Regions from separate parts of the Homo sapiens genome. Here region 1 is linked to region 2. The links are chromatin contacts, found by Hi-C or POLR2A ChIA-PET in ENCODE. All regions are on one chromosome and are shown on one strand. The core of a region is the stretch at or near the end of the contact, and the rest is flanking DNA. Distances in the headings are between cores, read along the strand shown.

What was found. A loop is a pair of places that touch in the nucleus more often than their neighbours do. ChIA-PET counts read pairs that join two places held with the same protein, here RNA polymerase II (POLR2A). Pooled maps may share reads with other maps.
Region 1: a loop to region 2 is called in a map of PC-3, with 4 times the contacts of the local background. The contact joins the promoter of LINC00635 here to the enhancer-like site in region 2. A Hi-C loop is called at or near these places in 1 of 168 maps with a recorded cell type or tissue (PC-3), 8 of 37 single-sample maps with no recorded cell type and 10 of 50 pooled maps. POLR2A ChIA-PET finds 5 or more read pairs at or near these places in 1 of 52 experiments (H1).

The regions. Positions count from the first base shown.
Region 1 is chr3:107,876,723-107,882,599 of GRCh38, forward strand. It overlaps LINC00635 (long intergenic non-protein coding RNA 635), which reads right to left and starts at 1,346. Exons shown (of 8, transcript NR_024276.1): 1 at 1,180-1,346.
Region 2 is chr3:107,924,565-107,930,365 of GRCh38, forward strand. It overlaps LINC00636 (long intergenic non-protein coding RNA 636), which reads left to right. Exons shown (of 3, transcript NR_015394.1): 3 at 3,309-4,343. Among named protein-coding and RNA genes, the nearest start is that of LINC00636, 44 kb to the left of the region's middle. RefSeq lists enhancers at 2,656-3,277, 2,866-2,955, 2,966-3,025. Within about 2 kb of position 3,072, at least 4 of the 41 ENCODE cell types and tissues checked have a DNase peak (open chromatin) inside an H3K27ac peak, as active enhancers do.

The DNA of each region.
Region 1 (5,877 bases), core at 96-2,595, 50 kb before region 2:
ACACATAAAGAAACTTCAGTGAATTCTAATTTCCTCTGTGAGCAAAACCAGTGCAACACTAAATTTATCAGCAAGAAAAAGAGAATTCAAAATAATATACTTAAATAGACATATTTGGGTATATTTTGTACTGTTTTCATATTGATAAATTTTTGATTTCTGTATTTATATAGACATGAGATTTGTGGGACTGAGAGATTGTTAGTTACTCACAGTAACAATCTCCTCAGCTGCCCTTTTTCCCAATGCTTCCCTTTGGAGTGATGTGAACAGAGCTGGAGGCCACTCTACATGTAATGGGGTTGGTACTGTCGTGAGGAAGCCCCAAAAATATGAACCTGGGAGCGTGTATAAAATTTCCCCTTCTGAGGATGAGAAGCAAACTGAATCTACCTAATGTAAACAAATTCTCCTTGAGAAAAAAAGGAGGATTCTGGGTTGCTGCTCTTTGAAATATAAATACATGTCTCCATGAGGAAAGAAGACACAACCGTCTCTGAGTTTACAACCTCTGGAATGTCTCAAAGGCTTTGGGTCTCATCCCCCACTTGAAATGAAAACACAAACCTCCTGGAAGGAAAATCTCTTACCATCTAGTCAGTCATCATTTCACTTCCAAGACCTGTCTTTCAACCGGGTCCCAGTAAAATTTGCTCGGAAAGCTCAGCTCTAACCGTGCGGAAATATACAAGTATTCACTTTCTGACACACATTGGAAACATCGCTTTTACTCAAATACTTGTTTAAAAGGAACATCGATAGTGTATTCTTCTTTCTAAATCAAAGTATCATTTTGAAAAACATTTGTCTATTTAGATCAGAGTCAGAGATCCCAATATATATATTATGTTATATATATATTATATTTTGTGGGAAATTTATGAATTTGTAAATCATCTTGATGTCTTCATTTATTCATTTGCCGTTCCTGTAACTTTCACTCTACCTCACAGGGCTGAGGGGCCGTATATTTAGTATTCAGTGCTCCTGAAAATAGGCATCTGACTAGTATGTAATAAAATACCCTCAGTCCTCTAATAACTGAAAGTTGAGATTGCCTTTCATGGCAGATTGTGTTTTCCAGAACTGCAATAATATTTCCTGTCCCACATTCTCCTCCAGAACCTGGCCACATCTGCATCAAGAAGCAGAGCCTACTCCCCCTCTTTTTGAACCTACCTGGGCCTTTGTGTTTGTCTTGACAGTTAGAGTATGGTGGAAGTGATGCTTTGAGACTTCGGAGGCTGGAGAATGAATGGTAATACAGCTTCAGCCAGGCTCTCTCTCACTTAGGAAACGAGCCTTTGGAGCCCTGGGCCATCCGTAAGATGTTCAGCTACGCTGCTGTTGCTATGCTGAAGAGACCACACAGAGACAAAGAAGCATTCCTAGGGTCCCTAGAAGTTCCAAATTCCAGCTGTTTGAGTGGTCCCAGCCCACATGCCAGCCACGTGAGCATCAAGCATTCAGAATATTTGAGTGTCAACCATTGTCTGACAGCAAGTGTGTGAGACACTCTGAGTGAATACCGCCTAAGTGAGCTCAGGCAACTTCCCAAACTTGTGGGAGTTAATAATAAAATGATTGGTGGTATTTTACACCACCAAGTTTGGGAGTGGTTTGTTATGGGGCAATAGGCAACCAAAACACTCTTTGATTGTTAAACTAGCAAAAGCAATCCATGAAAGGATGAGATTATCTGTAGAAGTAACATCAGATGATATCTATTAAGTGTGCATTGGAGGAGACTTGGGAACACCAAATTCAATAAAGGCAAAATCTCAGGAAGGAAGGAACAGAAGTGACTGTCATCATGAAAGCTGATTCTCTCAATGGTAATGTACCAGATCTGCAGAAAGACTAAAGAGTGAGGAACATGAAATCTACATAAAAGAGAGTTACCAACAAGATTATATTGGTTTCTATACCACATTGTTTAATAAAGAAAGACATTGAATCTGGTGAATTATGGGAACAGGAATGATTTGTGGAACTTTTACTATGACCTGGGTTGTGTGTCCTCTAACACTAACTTCTCTTCCTTATTCTGACCCCCTGCCCACCGAGGAAGCTGATTAATGCTCGGCTCCCCCTTTAAACCTGCCCACAAGGAAAAAATGTGATGATCACATCAGCGCACAGTACTGTGGTGACCCAAGTGGCAGTTATCATTCTGTTGAGTGACACATTGTACATCGGGTTTATACATCAGTGCCTTCTAAGATTCGTTAACGTAAATCAGTCTCCTATAACGTTATCATCTCAGAGTGCATTGATAAAAATTGATTTTCTAGATGTGCACATCTGACAGGTGGAAAAGCAGCCTGATAACTCCTGAAAGGCTTTGTCACTCTGGCATCTGAGGTGGTATCACACACAGCCCTAATTATTCAGCTTACATCTGTTTAACAGAATTGCTATTTGTAATGATTATTACTGTTTAGCAACATTGTACACAAGACATTTTACTTGATTAAATTAAAATATTGAATTTATAGAATCAACGAAAGTTTTGGACCCTTACATTGACTAGATCCTAATCTTGGTTCTATAATAAATGAAACTATTTCTAATTTATTTTTGTTTTTCTATACTTTTGTCACCTTAGTCAATGGTAACAACAACAACAACTAACATTAATGTCACTGAGTGCTAGGCACACTGTTCATGAGGATGTTTTTAAAATGTTTAATCAATATATAATGATATCATCAGTGATTTTTTAAAATGTCAGGTTTTTAAGGTATAATTTACGTGGAGTAAAATGCACCCTTTTAAAGTGTACAGTTCTATGAGTTTTGATGAATATGTGCCATCATGTAACTAGTACCCAATCAAAATACAGAATATTTTCATCACTCCGAAAAGTTTACTTGTACCCCTTTGTGGTCAGTCTCCTACCTCCACCCCTAGACTCTGGCAACACTGAACTGTTTTTGGTCCTTCTAGTTTTACCTTTTCCAGAATGCCATATAAGTAGAATCCTAAAATATGTAACCTTTGAGCCTGGCTTCTTTCACTGAGCAAGATGCTTTTGAAGTTCATTGATGTTGTTGTGTCTATTGGTTGTTTGTTCGTTTTTATTGCTGAGAGGTATTCCATAGTATAGCTACATCACATTTTGCTTGGTCATTCAACAGTTGATGAACATTTGGGTTATTTCCAGTTCTTGGCAATAATAAATAAAACTGCTAAAAAATTGTGTACAGGTTTTTGGGTGGCATATGCCTTCATTTCTCTCGGGTAAATACTCCCAAGAGAAATGGGTAAATACTCCTAAATATTTACCCAAGAGAAATGGGTAAATATTTACCCATTTCCTAAGTATTTACCCAAAGAGAAATGGGTATTTACCCAAGAAAAATGAATTGTCAGGCTGTGTGACAAAGCTTGAAATCTATCTATCATCTCTGTCATCTATCTATCTATCCATCTATCTATCTATCTATCTATCTATCTATCTATCTATCTATCTATCTATCTATCATCATCTATCTATCATCATCATCTTTAAATAGAGATGGGGGTCTCACTATGTTACCTAGGCTGGTCTTGAACTCCTGGCCTCAAGCGATCCTCCTGCCTTGGCCTCCCAAAGTGCTGGGATTATAGGCATGAGACACCATACCCAGCCAAAGAGCTTCAAATATATTATGTTACTTAATTCTCACCAGCAGTCAACTGTGGAAAATATACTATTGTTAGTTTTTTGGGTTTTTTTTTCAGGAATCAAAGCTAAGACTTACAGAGGTTAGGTATGCCTAAAATTACATGGCTAGTGCAGATAAACCCAGGGTGTTTTTTTTGTTTGTTTTTTTTTTTTTTTGAGAAGGAGTCTCACTCTGTCGCCCAGGCTGGAGTGCAGGGGCATGATCTTGGCTCACTGCAAGCTCCGCCTCCCAGGTTCACGCCATTCTCCTGTCTTAGCCTCCCGAGTAGCTGAGACTACCTGCACCCACCACCACGCCTGTCTAATTTTTTGTATTTTTAGTACAGATGGGGTTTCACCGTGTTAGCCAGGCTGGTCTCAGTCTCCTGACCTCATGATCCACCCGCCTCGGCCTACCAAAGTGCTGGGATTACAGGCATGAGCCACCAGGCCTGGCCCAGGCTGTTTTACTATAGAGAAGCAGGCCTTAACTGTTACCTCTTCTGTAGTTACTACTAACTTTACCCAGGTAATGGCTAACCACCATGAAAATAAAAGTAAAAAGTATAGCCTCATCACCCCTGTGATCAAATGTGGTAGATTTGGTTTCAGATGGAGAAATGAAAAGATTCGAGTATAACATGAAAAGGCTATATAGAATCAATATGGAAAAACTGATGTGGGTCACAAAGTGACAAATATATGGAGATGAAAGTCAATTCAAAGCTCAGTTCAAAGATGTGTCCTGACCTTTACCTTTTTATCCAGTTCAAATAGTATAGGATTGTGCCAAATGTAGCATTAAAATAGAGCTCTGGTCAATGTTTTCTTATAAGGCTTCTCTGCTGTTGACACTTACTAAATATGTTAGCATCAAACGCAAGCATAAACAGTATATCCCCTTAAAACATACACAAACATTTGTGAATTTCTAACATTCCTTTGTCACAAAAATAATAGTAATAACTTGAGTATAAGAATAATTTACATCTTTAATAGCTGCATTTTCTATTCAAATAATCTATTGCCTTGGATTCCAAAATGATATTTGTGATATGAACAAAAGAGAAATTATAGTAAGATTAACCTCTAAAAATGTATTGTGAAGATTATGCAGCTGTTCTGTAGAATTGGAAATAATGGAAAATTGACAGTGAAATATAAAAGTAGATCATGAATAGTTAATACCCAATTTTTCCATGATGAAGGAATTAAAATAATGACTAAGTAGTCACCACAGTGACAATTTAAGACAAATTTGTCATCTCCCAGCGCCTAGCACAAGGTCTTGCATTTATTATGAGCTGAATAAACATTTGCTGGTCTAAATTTAATCTTTCCAGGATGAATGTTTATAGGCATAGTGAGGTAATAGTGCAACTATTCTGTATAAAGTCTACGGGTTTGGTATTAATAAAGGCAATACATTTTTGTCTTACTAACAAAACAAAATGGAATACAAGTGTTTTAAGTACGGTAACCAGCTTCCCCAAAGAAGTTAAAACTGAGAGTGATTGTTGACGGTTGTGACTGATGCTTGTTCTTGCCCCAAATGTTTCAGCACTAGTGCATTCTTTACTCACAGAATTTAGGTTCTGAGGAAAACCCTCATATGTCTTTCTGAGGATCATACACAGGAGACTTTAGCAGAACTAAAGCAAACGCAAAAGAATCCAGAATCTGGAATCTTCTGCATGTGATGCCACAGGTGACATTCTCCCACTCTGGGATGAAATAGACAGTTTCTCCCTTGCTTCTCCTGAAACCAGTACATTGGCTCAAGCTGTAGGCTCTGCCTGCAGGATGCACCAGCTCGTGTTTGAATTAAATACAGTGACTTGAAGAAGGAAGAACTCTACAGAGTCTACTCTGGCAACACCGGGAACAGAAGCAACAGGACATTCAGCTTCCAGAAACTGCAGCGGTGCAGTTCCAATGGTTTCTGGCCTCTACAGCCTGTATTCTTAGTGGTTTATGCTCCAATTTCTATACACATTGTTAGTAGCAGCGGTGTCTTCATGAGACTAATTCCGTGGTGTGATATTGTTTGAGGATGCTTATGTTCGTAGTCATGGAAATTTAGTGATTGCCTCCCCAGCATTCATTCTCTCTGTTCCCTTTCTGATGGGGACATGCAGATTGGTTGGGACTAATCTCACAGCAGCTCCAGGGATGGGCCCTAGTTACAGTGGTTGGGATGGCATTATGATCCAAACTTTGTCAAAAAG
Region 2 (5,801 bases), core at 1,822-4,321:
ATCGCCTCCTACCAGGCCCCATTTCCAATATTGGGGATTACAACTGAACATGAGATTTGGGTAAGGACATAGATCCAAAACATATCAAAAAGCAAATACATATACCATAGCTTTCTTGTTTTCTTCTTCCACTTCACACATAGCAATACTAAAGCTGAGCTTTTTGACAGTGGTGGCAATGGTAAGAACAATGACAAATAGGTCACTTCAATAAAGAAATGATAATGAGGTGGGAGAGTTCTCTGGCCCCCCCTTGCAGGGTGTGTGACAAGGGGTGCAGCTCTCTGTTCGACCTCCATGAGCTCAAACCCCTTACGGGAGGGGGAGTATGCAGACAGGCAGGTGCAGGAATTGGGGCGAGCACTTTTGGGCTCTGGCCCCACAGCAGCGTCTAGGGGTGGGTGCCTGCAACCCTAGTGTTACAATGCTGTTTTAGCTCTGCCATCCACAGATGGCTTAAGTGTTAACCAGCTCATTGGCCCCTTGGTACCCAGGCATCCCAAAAGAATTGGGTCACACACAGACTTGAAGGATGAATGCAGGGGTTTTATTGAGTGGTAGAGGTGGCTCTCAGCAGGATGGATGGGGAGCTGAAAGTGGCAAGGGAATGGGAAGATGATCTTACCCTGGATTTTGGCCATCCAGTTGCCAAACTCCTCTCTGACTGTCCCCAGCCAAACTCCTCTCAGCCTTCAGATGCTCCTTCTCTTCTCTCTTTCTCTGCCTCACCTTTCCGCCATTCATCTGTGTGTCTCCTCATCTCCTAGTCTGCCTCTGGAGCCTGGGGTTTGGGGTTTATATGGGTACAGGTTAGGGGGTATGGTGGGCCAAAGGGCAACTTTTTGGGAGCAAAAACAAGAATGCCTGTCCTCATTTAGGGCCGTGGGTATCCAGGCTTGAGGGTGGGGCCTTTGCTGGGGAATCGCCCTCTTCTACCCAGTATTTCCCTGTCTTCTGTCCATATCAGCAACTCACTCAAACCTTACTTTTGAAGTCTCTTTTCTGACTGGATGGTCAGCAGCCTTCACTCTTCAAATAGGAAAGGCCCAAACCAAGGGTTCCCCAACTTGCTCCTCTTTTCATGTCATCTGGATTAGTAAATGATGCCTCATTCAATCCAGTGCCTCAAGCCAGAAACTGGGAGAGATCCTTGACCTTGCTCTGTCCATCAGTCATCCTGTCCAATCCATCACCAAACTGCAAATAGCTTATCCACTTCTCTCAATTTCCACTATGGCAGGCCTTGTCCAAACCTTTATCAATCCTCACTGAGCTAGTGCACAAACTTCCTGAAGTCTCTCCACACTCACTCCCTCATCCTACCTCCTATCCATTCTCCCCACTGCAAACAAAGCAATCTTTCTAAAATACAATTTGGATCGCTTTATTCTCATTCTTGAATCTCTTAAGGGGGTATTCCCATTGCATTTAACATGATGTCACCAATCTTTACTCTGGTTTATCAGATCCCACGTGAGCTCTCCAGCTTCCTCTCCCACTCATTCCCCAACACCATTTCCTCCTCAAGGCTTCCTCATATCTCTCCATATTATGCCCAGGCCCATCCTGGACCCGGCTAACCCTTACTCATGCTGTATCTGTCTGTGTAAATGGCATTTCCTCGGACAGGCTTTCTTGACTCCCTCCTCCGAAGTATACCAGGCCCCTTTGTAATCATCACAAATTACAATTATGTGTTTGATTGTTCACTTAGTTATAACCCCTTTCTCTCACGAGGTTCCATGAGGGGATAGAGCACTTCTGTCTTCTTCATTACCATAATTCAGTGCCAACCACAATGGCCAGTCCACTGTATGCAAATGTTTGTGGAATGAATAGCCAGGTGAGGTCCCCTTAATGGAAGTTTCCTTCTTCTGGTTTATTTCCATCCTATAAGCTATTATCAGGAGCAACACTGAGGATGATCATTTCTTTGTACGTTTTTCACTTTTGCAAGAGCTCTCCCTATGAAGAGCTTTTCCATTTCAGCCTAGATAGGCCTTATTTGAAAGTGGCCATCTCTCTTCACACGCACCCTCCTTTGCTTAGAGATGCAGAGAGTTTAAGACTTTGCCAAGGGAGGTATGTCGTCAAGACACTCGACATGGTGATGTGGAGCAAGGCTCTGGGTCAGTCTCTACTGAGGTTTGAATCTTGGTTTTGTCCCTTTCTAGCTAATCGACTTTGTGCAACTAACTTGCCTCAGTTTTTTTCAACTCTAAAATATGGATAATAATATAATCTAACCAATAGGTTGTCTTGAGGATTTAATGAAGTAACAAATATAAAACGGTTAGTACAATGCCTGGGACATAGCAAGTGCCTGATAAACATTGACTCCTATTAATATGTTTCACTGAATCCCAGAGGAAAGTTTGTTCACGTGCTGAGTTCTAGGGCTGGAGAATTTCAGGGAAGGCATCTTTCTTTGTCTTCTGTCTCCCTTTCCCTCTCATTTACTTTACCCTATACCCCCATCCTGATGTGCTGTGGTCCCAAAAGGCGGCAAGCAAAACTATGATAGACTGTAATTCCCTACCTTAATAATTTGAAGTCATAAGCAGATTTGAAATTTACAAGCCAGCAGTATAAAATTGCTGATGACCATTGCTTAAACTTTGGCAAGATGAATTATGTCTAGAAATAATTAGTAATATGTTAGTCAAGTCACTCCTAGATAATGTTGTTGCATTGCCATTTAGTGACAGTTCAGGAGAGCGCCCTTACAAGAGGCTCTGTAGGCAGAGAGTAGGTGACATTAACCTTCTAAACAGAAGCCGCTGCACACCGAGTGCCAGAGTACCAAGAAGAATTTAACATTCCACTCCTACCGCCGTCTCCCACTTCCCGGCTTCGGCAAGGTGGTTTTAAAATGAGAAGCACATCCCGAGTACTCTGTGTAGGTGGTGGAGTGGGAGGAGGTGAAATGCAAGCTTTATTTTCCCGGCTGCCTGTCATCCGATTCCCCGCTTTCCTCCGACTTTCATGAGTGATGAGGTCATCCCGGTGCAGGAAAATCAAACTCCTATTTTTCAAACCCAATAAAGGCCAGCATTGTACGTCTGCGTAAACAGAGAGGCCAGACGGGCAGGGTGGCGGGAGGACCAGTGGCCCGCCCTCTGGCGGCCGCGAGAGACAGCGTGCCCCGCGCTCCACCAAGCCGCGACAGGGAGGCGGGGAGGGTGCGTGCGAACATGTAAGTTAAAATTAGATCAATAGTCAGCTTAGCGGCCTCAATCAATGCTTCGCAGGGAGAGCATGCAACCATCTATTTATAAGCTAACACCGGCATTATCTTCCTCTTTTAGGACGCAGAGATCCATTACTGCGCGCGGCGGGGAAGAGGACGCCGCCGGGAGCTGGTGCGTGACACACTGCAGCCTCGCGGGCTGCCCGGGACTTCATCAAGCCCGGGTCGGCTCGGGGCGGGCAGGGGTAGGATCCATACCGCCGAACTGCGGCCCCGCTGCTCGCAGCCGCTCTTCCGGGAGCGCCCGCTTAGGACTCACTCCCGCCCATTCCTTACCTCGATGGAATCCTTAGCCCTTAGAGAGAGGGCTAAAAAACAAATAAACAAACAACAGACAAACAAAAAAAAAACCAAATTCCAAATGGCCCCCGGACCCTCCCGCAGATGCAGGGCGCACACTGGCCAGTTCTAACCATAGACTTGACTGCATGTTGACAAGGGTTTCCAACCTAGCTTCCCCGAGGTACTGCATGAATCAGTCCTTGCTCAGATGGTGGTTGCTGTAAATAGCTGCAATTTCCCTCCTTCCGTCTCAAAGCACGGATGGGAATGGATTTGCAGCAGGGACTCTGCATTATATTTAAGGTCTTGGTGAGATGGACACGGGCTCCATCAGCTCCAGACTTCCTGGGACATCTCGGCATTTCCAGGTCCGTTTGCCCCAATGGTGGAAGTCACCGCCCATATATGAGGAAATAAATGTCCACACCTAGCATTTGGGATAACGTGGCTAAATTGTTTTCAGTTTTTGAAAGACGCTGCAGAAAAAGAGGCAAAACCTGATACAGCACAGCAGCATGCCCCTCCCGCCCCCAAATACGAGATCGAATCACATTTTTAAGGGAAAAAATAGGCATTCTCATCTTAGATATGTATGTAGCATATTTTATAATATATATTTTTATCTAAAAATTATGCTTTTCTGTATTTTACAACTTTCTTTATTAAGCATTTTTATTTTGTGCTATTTTTTACAGTAAAAACTCTGAAGACCCAAAGAAATTTAATATTAGCTTAAATGTACATTAGATATATTTATAGAATCAATTTATTAGCTGCTATATTGTTTGACATAAAAGGCTTTTGAACTAAAGATAGAAATGGAAGCATTCTTCATTTAGAAACAACCTTTCTCCTCTTCTTCCAACTCTTGTTGGCTTACCTCCAAAATATATCCTGCATCTGTCTTTCTCACCACCTAGACTGCTCCTAGTTTAGTTACTGGTCACCCTTCATCATCATTCACCTGGATTGCAAAAATAGCCTCTTGTCTGGTTTTCCTGAATTCATTTTCTCCCCACTGCAGTCCTCACTTGCCACATAGCATTTTAAAAGATTGCTCTTTTAAAATGGAAATCAAATCCTATCTCTTCTCTTTTTAGAACCTTCAGTGCCTTCCCATGGCACCTTGATTAGACCCCAAGTTCTTCACCATAGCCAAAATGTAATGTGCCATCTGCCCCATCCACCCTCGCTCATCGCTCCTCATCTCATATCACTTTTTCACTTGTCACAGCATGCTTTTACATATCCCTTCTTTCAGATCCAAAGCCCCACAAGCTTATTTCTGTCTCCTAATCCCAGCTCTTGCTATTCATTCAGTGTGGAAGATCTCCTTCATAAATTCTTCGCAAATCTACTTCATTCTTATTCCAGCCTCAGCTCAGGTATCAGAGCTGACCACCTTCTGTCCCAACCCTCAACTGTACTCATTATCACATTACCCTATTCCATTTCAACACAGTAATTAATTGACATTATTTTATATATCCATGGCATTACCAGGGTGTTCTCTGTCTCCACACACTAGAATGTAAGCCCCATGAAAACAGGCTCCTTGTCTTTCTTGTACACCGTGATCTCTCTGGGTTCTAGAATAGTGCCTGGTCCATAGTTGGAAATCAGTAAGTATTGATTAAATAAATTATTGAGTGTGATTTCCTAGTGTCTTGTTTGTAAAATGCCACTAATAGCATTCTGCATACTCTGCCATGAGTTTTATAGTTATTTTTATGCCCATATGCTTCCTCCTCTCTAGTGTGAACTCTACGAGGCAGGATCATATTTAGTTCATTTTATTCTCCATGTCCTTATGGAGTCTGGCACATTACAGATGTTTAATACATTTTCTGGACTGAGTTGCAATGAGTAAATGGGTAATAAGATGATATAGTATGACTTTACACCAAGTCTAACCTTTCACCTGGGGACATGCAAAATTATTATGTATCCAGAGGAACAGGTTGTTGCTTTGACCCCTGTAACATCGCATACACATACACATGGACACACATACACTTGTTCTCGATATTTTCAAAGACTGTTCATATCCATTATTTTATTTGATCTCCAAGCTGGTATGTATAAGCAGAAGCTCAGGGGCATTAATTGACCTGCTCAAGCTTACATAGCTAATATAAAGCAGAGACAGGGATAGAGCTTACTACTTTCAAACACCCACAAATATGCACACATAAAAACACACACACACATTTCCACATTTGCCATTGTGGCTTAGTTCAAATGGGATCATAAATGCAAAGTACTTTGA